Regions from separate parts of the Homo sapiens genome. Here region 1 is linked to region 2. A link is a contact called in ENCODE Hi-C or POLR2A ChIA-PET data. All regions are on one chromosome and are shown on one strand. Each heading gives the region's core, a stretch centred on a gene start or an enhancer-like site at or near the end of the contact. The rest is flanking DNA. Distances are from core to core; before and after follow the strand shown. Region 1 holds the start of GRK6 (G protein-coupled receptor kinase 6). Region 2 holds the start of RMND5B (required for meiotic nuclear division 5 homolog B).

Region 1 (5,315 bases), core at 2,024-4,523, 700 kb after region 2:
GGGTGGAAGGGGCCTGAGCCTCCCAGAGCTGGGTCTGAATCTCTGATTCACACTGTGGCCCATCACTCGCTATCTGTGAACCTCAGCTTCTCCATGTGTGTTACGTAGTGAATGGGAGACACTGTCCACATCAAGTAGGGCTGAGTCAAGAGGTGAACCCCAACTCCAACAACGCCATGGCAACCTTAGACAACCACTTTCTCATGCTGGGCCTCAGTTTCCCCTCTGGCTTTCTAGTCCTGTATCCATCTGGCCTGGGTGAGGGCAGGTGGTACAAGGGCAGAAGTTGCCTTCTAGGGAGGGGGCAAGGCTAGGTCCCTAGATGACTCCCCGACCTAAGCTGCCTGGAGAAGGAAGTACTGCAGGGGCCCATTGAGAAACTTGCTAGAGGCCTCCTGCGAACATGCCCTGCAGTCATTGCTTCACTGTGAGTGAGCAACAGACACCCACCCCTCAACCCAGGGCAAGGCCTTCCCAGAAGGGGAACTCCTCCCCCACACCCACAGGTCCCTCACCCAACCCTCCATCCGCCAGCCTCCCACCCTCAGTTACTTCCTCCTCCCCCCTCCCAGCCACATCAAGGCAGCAGCAAAGAGTCACATGCAAATATCCTGTCCTGGGCTGCCCAGTCAGTGGAGCTCTTCCCCACCCTCCCTGTCCCCTTTCAGTGTCCCTGGGCCCCCTCCCCATGCCTCTGAGTGCCTGGGAAGAGAAGGGGTACTGAGGGAGGTCTCAAGCCCCAGCGTTGTCCCACTCCATCCTCACAGCAACTCTGCCAGAGCAGGCCCAATTTTATATGAAAACTGAGATTCTGAAGTGAGGAATCAATTCACCCAAGATGACCAAGCCCAGAGTATACCCAAGATGACCAAGCCCAGAGACCAATCCTGGGTACAGGATTCGTACCCAGCTCCCTATGGCCACAACCCAAGCTCCTTTCCCACCCCAAACATGGCTGGCATCTATTAGGTGCCAACTGTATACACACACCAAGGGTTCCCAAACCCCACCTGGGGCCTCAGATCACTTGAGAAGCCGTCAGGGGCCCCAGCCTCAAGCTCATGAAAAGCCAGTTCATGAGGTGGTTCTGATGCAGCCCGTCCAGGCGCCTGGGCTCAGGACTCAGTGACAATCAGGGTTTCCTTTAGTCTTTATGTCCCACCCCCAACCGTTCCACAAAAAGGGGTACTGAAGTTGAGAAAGAAGAGACATGTTTAAAGTCATGCAGGTCGGCCAGGCGCGGTGGCTCATGCCTATAATCCCAGCAATTAGGGAGGCCAGAGGCAGGCGGATCACTTGAGGTCAGGAGTTCAAGACCAGCCAGGCCAACATGGTGAAACCCATCTGTGCTATAAATACAAAAATTAGCTGGGTGTGGTGGCATGCACCTGTAGTCCCAGCTACTTGGGAGGCTGAGGGAGGAGAGTCACTTGAACCCAGGAGGCGGAGGTTGCAGTGAGCCCTGCACTCCAGCCTGGGTGACACAGTGAGACTCTGTCTCAAAAAAAAGCCATGCAGGTGGGAGGGGCAGAGCCAGGTTGTCGTAAGGGTTCTCTAGTGGAGGTACCAGTCCCCAGTCTGGCCATACCACCCTGTGCCTTGCCCATGGCCTGACAAAGCTTGTCCAAAGGTACCCACACTCTCCGGCCAGGCAGTGCCATCAGCAGGCCTGAGGCCTTAACTGGCTACAGCCCTAGGGAAGAAGGCCTGTTTCGGCCCTCCCCACCCCTCCTCCCTGGCTGGTTGGATGACGAGGCAGAACAGAATCGGCAGATGCCCCCAGAGGCTGGGAGGAAGGCCTAGCCCATGGGCTCGATAAGGGACAGGGGATAAGACAGGCTCCCCAGGCAATGAGGACCCAGCCTGCCATGCCATTTCTGGGCTGCACCTCGCCAGAGCACTTGGTGGGCACGGGGTGCCAGGTGTAGCACCCAGCTGAAAGTTCCTCTGGGCTTCCTATAGACTGTGCCGGTCATCCTGTGTCTTAGGCCCGAGTCAATCACAATCTTGCTGTGTGACTGATGCTAATCCCTGGTTTGAGCCTCAGCTTCCCACATGTAAAATATGGTAGAAAGGTGAAGCAGATGACTTTTTAAGCCTGGAAGCCCAGCAAAGGGTGGAAAAACTGTCACAATCTCCCTCCTTGCCCTGGAGTTCCAAAAAGATGGGTCTTGTTTACTGCTGCTTCCCCAGCACCCTGGAAAAGGTGGGGCAGAGTGGGTGGTCAGTGATCATGTTACTGAGGTGGAGTGTGGCAGGTGGGGGCAGACTGACCACAAGGCAGTGAGGACCCGATCTGGTCCTTCTGTGTCTCCCAGGACCTGCACAGAGCAAGTGCCTGATAACATCTGGGGTGGGAGCCACGAGGAGCTACACACACACTCGGTCCACCAGACTGGTTTCCCCAGCCAGACCTCTGAGCTTACAATACTGACAGAGCAGCATGCTCTGCTCCCACTTCTTTCTGTGTCCGCTAGCCCCACTAGACCATGGGCTCCCTGAGGGCAAATATCCATTCACCTCTGCCCTCAGTGTCCTGAGGCACGGAGCAAGTGGCAGTCCTATAAGTAGCATTTGTGGCCAGGAGTTTCCCCAAGTCAGGTGGGCTGTGCTACGCAGAGGGTCCGTTTATTCATTCTCCAGCTTTACCTATCGCCAACTTTGCGCGGGATTAGGCTAGGGTGCTGGGGTCTGGGCCCCTGGCACGTGGGGCATCTTTACACCTCTCCCCTGGAGGAGGCTTGCCTCTCAGACAGGCTCTCCTGGGGCTCCGGTCCCACCCTTCCCTCTTCGTCTCACCTTCTTTCACTCCTTCACCCCCACCCGCCGCGAGGGCGGCGGCCTGACCCCCGCCCCTTCCTGGGCCCCGAATCCCGGGGGCAGGTGCGGAGGAGGAAGACGACGGGCCGGAAAGGCTCGTGTCTGGGCGGGGTGTAAGGCGCAGGGCCCGCGGGCCTAGGGGATCCGACGGCTGGGTAGCCCTGCGGAGCTCAGACGCAGCGCACTCGCGCTCCACGCACCCGGGCCCGGCCGCCCACCCGGCCGCCTCACCTTCCCGGGCCTTGAGTAGCACCGTGTTCGCTACGATGTTCTCGAGCTCCATGGGCTGTGGCGCCGCCTGGCCCGCCGGGCCGCGCCGCCGGCCGGGATCGCGCGCGAGTGCCGAGGCCGGATGGCGATCGGCGCGGCTCGGCGCGGCTCGGCTCGGCTCGCAGTGACCGCGCCGCGGCCTCCCCGGCCTCCCCGGCCGCCGCAGCCAGCCGCGCACTCTCCGCCCCCTCCCGGGGGCCACCCCGGCGCTGGCCCGCCCTGCCCCGCCCTCTGTTTACCTCATTTGACCAATCACCGGGCAGAAGCTCCCCGCGCCGTCTTCCCATTAGTCTTCCTCTTCATTTTTTCCCCCGCCCCCCCAGCTGGGGACTCGCTCAAAGAAGTACGGGGGCGGGACCAATCACGTCACCTCTTCCTGGTTGGTCTGAGGGCGGGGTTCAGCCCCTAGGTTCGAATTTCTAGGCTTTCGTAGGATACCAAACTGCCAATTAGGGCCGAGCCCTCAGCCGGGACAATGGAGGTGGGTACTCTGGGGCACGCCCAGGAGGCCGAATATGTGATTGGGTGAAGAAGACGTCCGTCATCTCAAGTACTGCATTTTGATTGGGTCGTCGCCTGAAGGTGTGGCCCGGCGGCCTTTGGCTCGCAGACGGCTTTTCTAGGGTTTTGTCGGGGACGCGCTCCGTATCCTGGGCCTCCTGCGGGCTGGCAGCGAGTTTGTTTGGTCCACTTGTGTGGCCGTATTCCCTTGGGTCGGCCCCAATCAGGAGGGCGCACATCGAAAGAGGGAGAGACAGGGAGGAGGCTGCGGCCTCGCAGCCGTTCCCCGACCTCTTGCCCGGTCGCCGCAGGCGCCCCGCCCAGCCCCCGCAGCCGGATGTTGTGATTTCTCTCCACCCACTCGGCCTCGCCTTCCCTCGGCCTCTGCCGCCTTATAAGGCAGCGCTACCACCCCTAGACCTCGGGATGAGTTCACACCCATTATACAGGTGGGGAGCTGAGGCGCCGGACGTCAAGTGGCTGGCTCCAGCCCGAAGACTACGGAGAAAACAAGGCTGAAATCTTACAGCTAATCAACACCTTGTAGCTTAACACCCCGCTTCCTCCACCCCCTACTTCACGCAGCAGGAAACAGGCTTGCCCAAACTCCGCGAGTAAGGCAGAGCCGGATCCATCTAGGCTTCTCTAGTTCCTATGCATTCATTCATCCGAAAATACAGAGCAACACCTCTGTGCCAGGCACCAAGCCAGGTGCTGGAGAACACAGTGATGGCAGCAAGATAGCCAGGCTCCCTGCTTACTTGCTAGAAGTGGAGGGAGCAAGTGAGGGCAGGGTGAGATAAAGGTAATTATTCTGTAAATAAACAAATAGATGGTTTCAGAGAGTGACAACTGCTCTTCGGACGTTAAGAGAGTGTGTGACACTCTCAGGGTGTGACATTTGAGCGGATCCAGTAGAAGCAACAGCAAACGCAGAGGCTCTAAGCCAGACTAAGTGGTGTGTTCAGGGAATAGGAGAAGGCGTCCGCAGCTTCTGGGCCCAGTGGTCTGAGATGAGACAGAAGGAGCAAAGGCACTAGCTAGGTCATGGAGGACTGTGAACACGTCCAGGAGGCTGAAGTGTTTTTGCTAAGTGAAATGTGAAACATTTGAAAGAATGATTTATATTTTAAAAATATCACTCTGGTGGATTCCTAGGGGGCCAAGAGTGGAAGCAGAGCAGTCAGGAGTTTACAGAATTCCAGTAAAGAGATGGTGGTGGCCTGGACCTACAAGGTGGCAATAGAGACGGAGAAAAGTGGATGGATCTAGGATCTAGGGAGTTAAGTACCTTAAAAGAGGGAAACCCTCCTGGCTAATGCGGTGAAACCCCGTCTCTACTAAAAATACAAAAAATTAGCCGGGCATGGTGGCGGGCACCTGTAGTCCCAGCTACTTGGGAGGCTGAGGCAGGAGAATGGTGTGAACCTGGGAGGTGGAGCTTGCAGTGGGCCGAGATCGTGCCAATACACTCCAGCCTGGGCAACAGAGTGAGACTCCGTCTCAAAAAAAAAAAAAAAAAAGGGAAACCCAGGGCCCAGTGGAACATAGGGCAGGTACCTCACTTAGTGAAGGCTGTTGTGTCCAAGTGAAATCTGAAGATTCAGTGAAAATGTGCAGGTTACTGGAGTAGGGAGGGAAAGAGCCTTCTGGACAGAGGGGTATCACATGTTCGAAGTTCCGTAGAGGAAGTCAGGAAGGGCTCCTGCGTTCAGCACCTAAGC
Region 2 (5,107 bases), core at 2,600-5,099:
TGGGATTACAGGTGCACCACCACACCTGGCTTTTTTTTTTTTTCATTTTTGTATTTTTAGTAAAGACGGGGTTTCGCCATTTTGGCCAGGCTGGTCTCGAACTCCTAGCCTCAAGTGATCCACCTGCCTTGGCCTCCCAAAGCACTGGGATTACAGGTGTGAGCCAAATCACCTGGCCAAATTTTTAAAAGTAAAATAAATGAACTGAGAAAACAGAACTGTTCGTGGGTATTCTATCCAAAAAATGCAGGAGGTTAATTCAGTCTGTCTAGAGCAAGCCACTCTGCCTGAATCAGTCAGTCATCTTCACCAGGCGCAAGGAATTGTGTTTGTCTTTGACAAACTTCATGATTAATAGATTGAAATTTCATGTCCACTGGTCCTAAGCCTTCCTCCCCAAGGTCTCACATATACAGAAATTATCCACCAGGATGACCCTCCGAAACACATAGCAGATCCTGTTACCTTTTGCCCAACACTACCATGGTTGACATATAAACCCTTTGCAATAATGTATTTGCTTCCTTTGCACAAGTTGTTCCCATTTTTAGAGTGCCCTCTGCACTTCTTTGTATAGAGTACGTAAGCTGTAGTTAAATTATCACCTCCCCTTGAGCCCTCAGTGAAATCTCCCTGCCTCCTTTTCTGCTTCATAACCTGGCAAGAGTGGCCACACCACACCCATCGAGTCCTCAGCTACTGCAGCACAGTAACAGCCTGTCCACGTCAGCCTCCTCCATTGGTCTGTGAGCTGCTCGATGGCTGGAATGTAGTCTTGTCCTTTCTCCCCCTCAGTGCCCAGACTAGGGCCTGGTCCATGGTAGATGCTCAGTAAACATTTGTTGATTGGGGCAGGGCGCGGTGGCTCACGCCTGTAATCCCAACACTTTGGGAGGCCGAGGCGAGTGGATCATGAGGTCAGGAGATCAAGACCATCCTGGCTAACACGGTGAAACCCCATCTCTACTAAAAAAATACAAAAAATTAGCCGGGTGTGGTGGCGGGCACCCGTAGTCCCAGCTACTCGGGAGGCTGGGGCAGGAGAATGGTGTGAACCCGGGAGGTGGAGCTTGCAGTGAGCCAAGATTGTGCCACTGCACTCCAGCCTGGGAGACAGCGTGAGACTCCGTCTCCAAAAAAAAAAAAAATTGTTGATTGGCCGGCGCAGTGGCTCACACCTGTAATCCCAGCACTTTGGGAGGCTGAGGTGGGTGGCTCACCTGAGGTCAAGAGTTTGAGACCCGCCTGACCAACATGGTGAAACTTCGTCTCTACTAAAAATACAAAAATTACCGAGGCGTGGTGGCGGGCACCTGTAATCCCAGCTACTCAGGAGGCTGAGGCAGGACAATCGCTTGAACCTAGGAGGTGGAGGTTGCAGTGAGCCAAGACCACGCCATTGCACTCCATCCTGGGCAACAAGAGCAAAAACTCCGTCTCAAATTTAAAAAAACACACACACACATTTGCTGATTAAATGACACATCCATTTCCTAACTGCGCTGGAGAACCTGAGCTCAAATGTGTAGGAGTGGGTAGAAAAGAGACATGAGTGAAATATTAAAATCTCCACAAAGGCATGTATGGAGGTTTATCCTGGAGTATTTAGCATCCTGAAACAAGGGGCTCCTGTGTAAGGAGAAAGGAAGTTTGAGCAAATCATAAAGGTCCCTTTTGCCTGACAAAGATTAGACAACATCGGCTGGGCGTGGTGGCTCATGCCTGTAATCCCAGCACTTTGGGAGGCCGAGGCAGGCGGATCACAAGGTCAGGAGTTTGAGACCAGCCTGACCAACATGGCGAAACCCTGTCTCTACTAAAAATACAAAAATTAGCTGGGCGTGGTGGTGCGTGCCTGTAATCCCAGCTACTCGGGAGGCTGAGGCAGGAGAATTGCTTGAACCCAGGAGGCAGAGGTTGCAGTGAGCTGAGATGGCGCCACTGCACTCCAGCCTGGGCGACAGAGTGAGACTGTCTCAAAAAAACAAACAAACAAACAAAAACAAAAAAAAAAGATTAGACAACCTCCATTGACCCAATTCTTAACGCTTTTTTTTTTTTTTTTTTTTTTTTGTGAGGCAGGGTCTCTTCAGTTAATAGGGTTGCTTAAAAAAAAAAAAAAAAAGAGAGAGACAGGGTCTCAATCTGTTTCCCAGGCCAGAGTGCTGTGGTACAATCAGGGCTCACTGCAGCCTCGACCTCCTGGGCTCAAGTGATCCTCCCACCTCAGCCCCCCACCCCAAGAAGCTGGGACTACAGGTGCACCATGTAGTCCCACCATGAACACTCCTGAGTTCATGACACATGTAAGTGGTCCATGCAGGGCCTTTTCTCCTTTGTGTTTATTTATGTATTCCCTTTTGTCCCTATTCTTCCCCTCTCTCCCCACCACACCTGGCTAATTTTTTTGTTGTTTGTTTTTGAGACAGAGTCTTACTCTGTCGCCCAGGCTGGAGTACAGTGGCACGATCTTGGCTCATTGCAACCTTTGCTTCCCAGTTTCAAGCGATTCTCCTGCCTCAGCCTCCCAAGTAGCTGGAATTACAGACACCTGCCACCACACCCGGCTAAATTTTGTATTTTTAGTAGAGACGGGGTTTCACCATGTTGGCCAGGCTGGTCTTGAACTCCTGGCCTCAAGTGATCCTCCCGCCTTGGCCTCCCAAAGTGCTGGGGTTACAAGCGTGAGCCACTGCGCCCAGCCTAATTTTTTGGAGCGACAGGGTTTCACCATGTTGGCCAGGTTGGTCTTGAAGTGCTGAGCTCAAGCCGTCTGCCAGTCTCAGCCTCCCAAAGTGCTGGAATTACGGGCGTGAACCACCGTGCCCAGCCAATTCTTATGCTTTTGCAGCCGCGACCTCCATCCACTCTCTACCCTACATGTCACTCCTCTGCTTAAAACCAAAAGATTTCCACTGTACTTAGAAAAAACTCCACATTCCTCTCTCTGACCTACAGACTCTATGTGACCAAACCCCAATTATCCGACCTCATCTCCTACCACTCTTTCCCTTTCTTACCATACTTTAGCCACACTAGCTTGCTTTCTGTTCCTTGACTATACTCTCAGTTGATTTCTGCCCTAGGGCCTTCACACTGGCTGTTCCCGCTGCCTGGACCACTCTCTTCCCGTATCTTCCTAAGCCTGCCTCCTAATTTGGGTCTCAACGCAAATGTCCCGTCCTCAGAGATGCTCTGCTAGACCACAGTATCTAATACTGACCCCTCCGCCCCACCCTCACACCAGTTACCGTGTCATATCGCCCTCCTCCATTTTTTTTTTTTTTTTACTATACAGTCCTACTTGAAGTTTCTAATCTTTCTTTTCTCATTAACCAAAACTGGAGGGAGGAAAAAGCCCATCATTTTCCCTGGACAGCAGCGCCTACTGGGAGTTTCACCCGCATTAACATGCAAACGACAGGCAAACTCCTAGTCATCCTTCCAAAGACCCTGCTCCATAGCCCTGCCGAGCCCGGTGCGCACCTGCTCACTTCCGACCCAGCGCGGTCGCACGAGGACTGGACGTTTGAGTCCGAGCAACTCCCCCCGGCTGAGGCGGCTCTTCGGGGGCTGGGCCGGGACCTATGAGTCTGGGACTCCAGCTCCCGGCCCAGGGCCGACAACTGCGAAGAGAACAAGCCCAAGGGCAGATTGTTCGGGGCTTAGTCGTGGGTAGCAGGGGTTCTGGAGAAGGCTGGGGCCCGGGAGGCCGGCCGAGCTTTCCCCGCCGCGCGCCTCAGCTCCGCCGGCCGCTGTGCCCGCCCTCGGCCCGCACCTGCCGGCTCCCAAGCCCGCCCGCTCTCACCTCGCCCCGCAGCCCCGGCCCCGGCTTCCGGCGCCACTGTCATCGGAACCGGAAGCCGCGGCGGGCGATCGGCGGCCCGGGCCCGCCCATTGGCGGTTTTGCGGAGGGGTGGCCGTCCCACGAGCCCGCGGCTTTGCGCCTCACCGCCGAGGCTCCCCGCCGCGCATGCCGAGTGGAGTCGCCCGCGGGAACCGGGCGGCGGCCAGAAAAGCCGCGCCTGTAGTCCTCTGGGGGTCGCGCCTGGTCGTTTCCAGGTTCCGAGTCCCTCCGGCCCGGCCCCGGGCCTCCCAGTCGGCGGAAGCCCCTGGCCGCGACCGCTCCTCGCCGGCGGGCGGGTTCCCCACCCGGCAGAGGCGTCGGCCTCGCACTCAACCCAGCACCCGACTCCCGGGTCAGAAGCCCCAAGCCCCAAGTGGTTACGCTTACAGCGCTGCCCGCCCTGCTCAGTGAGGGCGGCGCGGGGGCCGTGAGGGGCAGTGGCTGGGCTAGGTGCGCACCGGCCTCGGCAGGGCTGTGGAGCAGGGTCTTTGGAAGGATGACTAGGAGTTTGCCTGTCGTTTGCATGTTAATGCGGGTGAAACTCCCAGTAGGCGCTGCTGTCCAGGGAAAATGATGGGCTTTTTCCTCTCTCCAGTTTTGGTTAATGAGAAAAGAAAGATTAGAAACTTCAAGTAGGACTGTGAACAGGCTTAGGGATCCTGGACAGAGCCTAGAAATCTCAGGAGAACTGAGAGCTCTTGAAATATGAAGTGATGCTTAAAAAAAAAAAGAAAACTCCAGGCCGGGCGCGGCGGCTCACGCCTGTAATCCCAGCACTTTGGGAGGCCGAGGCGGGCGGATCAGGAGGTCAGGAGATCGAGACCATCCTGGCTAACACGGTGAAACCCCGTCTCTACTAAAAATACAAAAAATTGGCCGGGCGAGGTGGGGGGCGCCTGTAGTCCCAGCCACTCGGGAGGCTGAGGCAGGAGAATGTCGTGAACCCGGGAGGCGGAGCTCGGAGTGAGCCGAGACGGCGCCACTGCACTCCAGCCTGGGCGACAGAGCGAGACTCCGTCTCAAAAAAAAAGAATAGAAAACTCCGGGCCGGGCGGCTCACGCCTGTAATCCCAGCACTTTGGGAGGCTGAGGCGGGCGGAACATAAGGTCAGGAGTTCGAGACCAGCCTGTCCAATATGGTGAAACCCCGTCTGTACTAAAAATACAAAAATTAGCCGGGAATGGTGGCAGGCGCCTGTAGTCCCATGATCCTAGCTACTCGGGAGACTGAGGCAGGAGAATCGTTTGAACCCGAGAGGC

What was found. Hi-C counts contacts between places; a loop is a spot of excess contacts on that map. ChIA-PET counts read pairs that join two places held with the same protein, here RNA polymerase II (POLR2A). Pooled maps may share reads with other maps.
Region 1: a loop to region 2 is called in a pooled map, with 6 times the contacts of the local background. The contact joins the promoter of GRK6 here to the promoter of RMND5B in region 2. A Hi-C loop is called at or near these places in 1 of 37 single-sample maps with no recorded cell type and 5 of 50 pooled maps. POLR2A ChIA-PET finds 5 or more read pairs at or near these places in 2 of 52 experiments (GM12878 and naive thymus-derived CD4-positive, alpha-beta T cell).

The regions. Positions count from the first base shown.
Region 1 is chr5:177,424,634-177,429,948 of GRCh38, reverse strand. It overlaps GRK6 (G protein-coupled receptor kinase 6), which reads right to left and starts at 3,273. Exons shown (of 16, transcript NM_001004106.3): 1 at 3,052-3,273. The coding sequence starts at 3,103. RefSeq lists a silencer at 2,700-3,349 and enhancers at 3,060-3,599, 4,020-4,189.
Region 2 is chr5:178,129,756-178,134,862 of GRCh38, reverse strand. RMND5B (required for meiotic nuclear division 5 homolog B) reads right to left here and starts at 3,849. Exons shown (of 11, transcript NM_022762.5): 1 at 3,809-3,849; 2 at 3,487-3,626. RefSeq lists enhancers at 2,216-2,745, 4,024-4,675, 4,676-5,107 and a silencer at 3,703-4,292.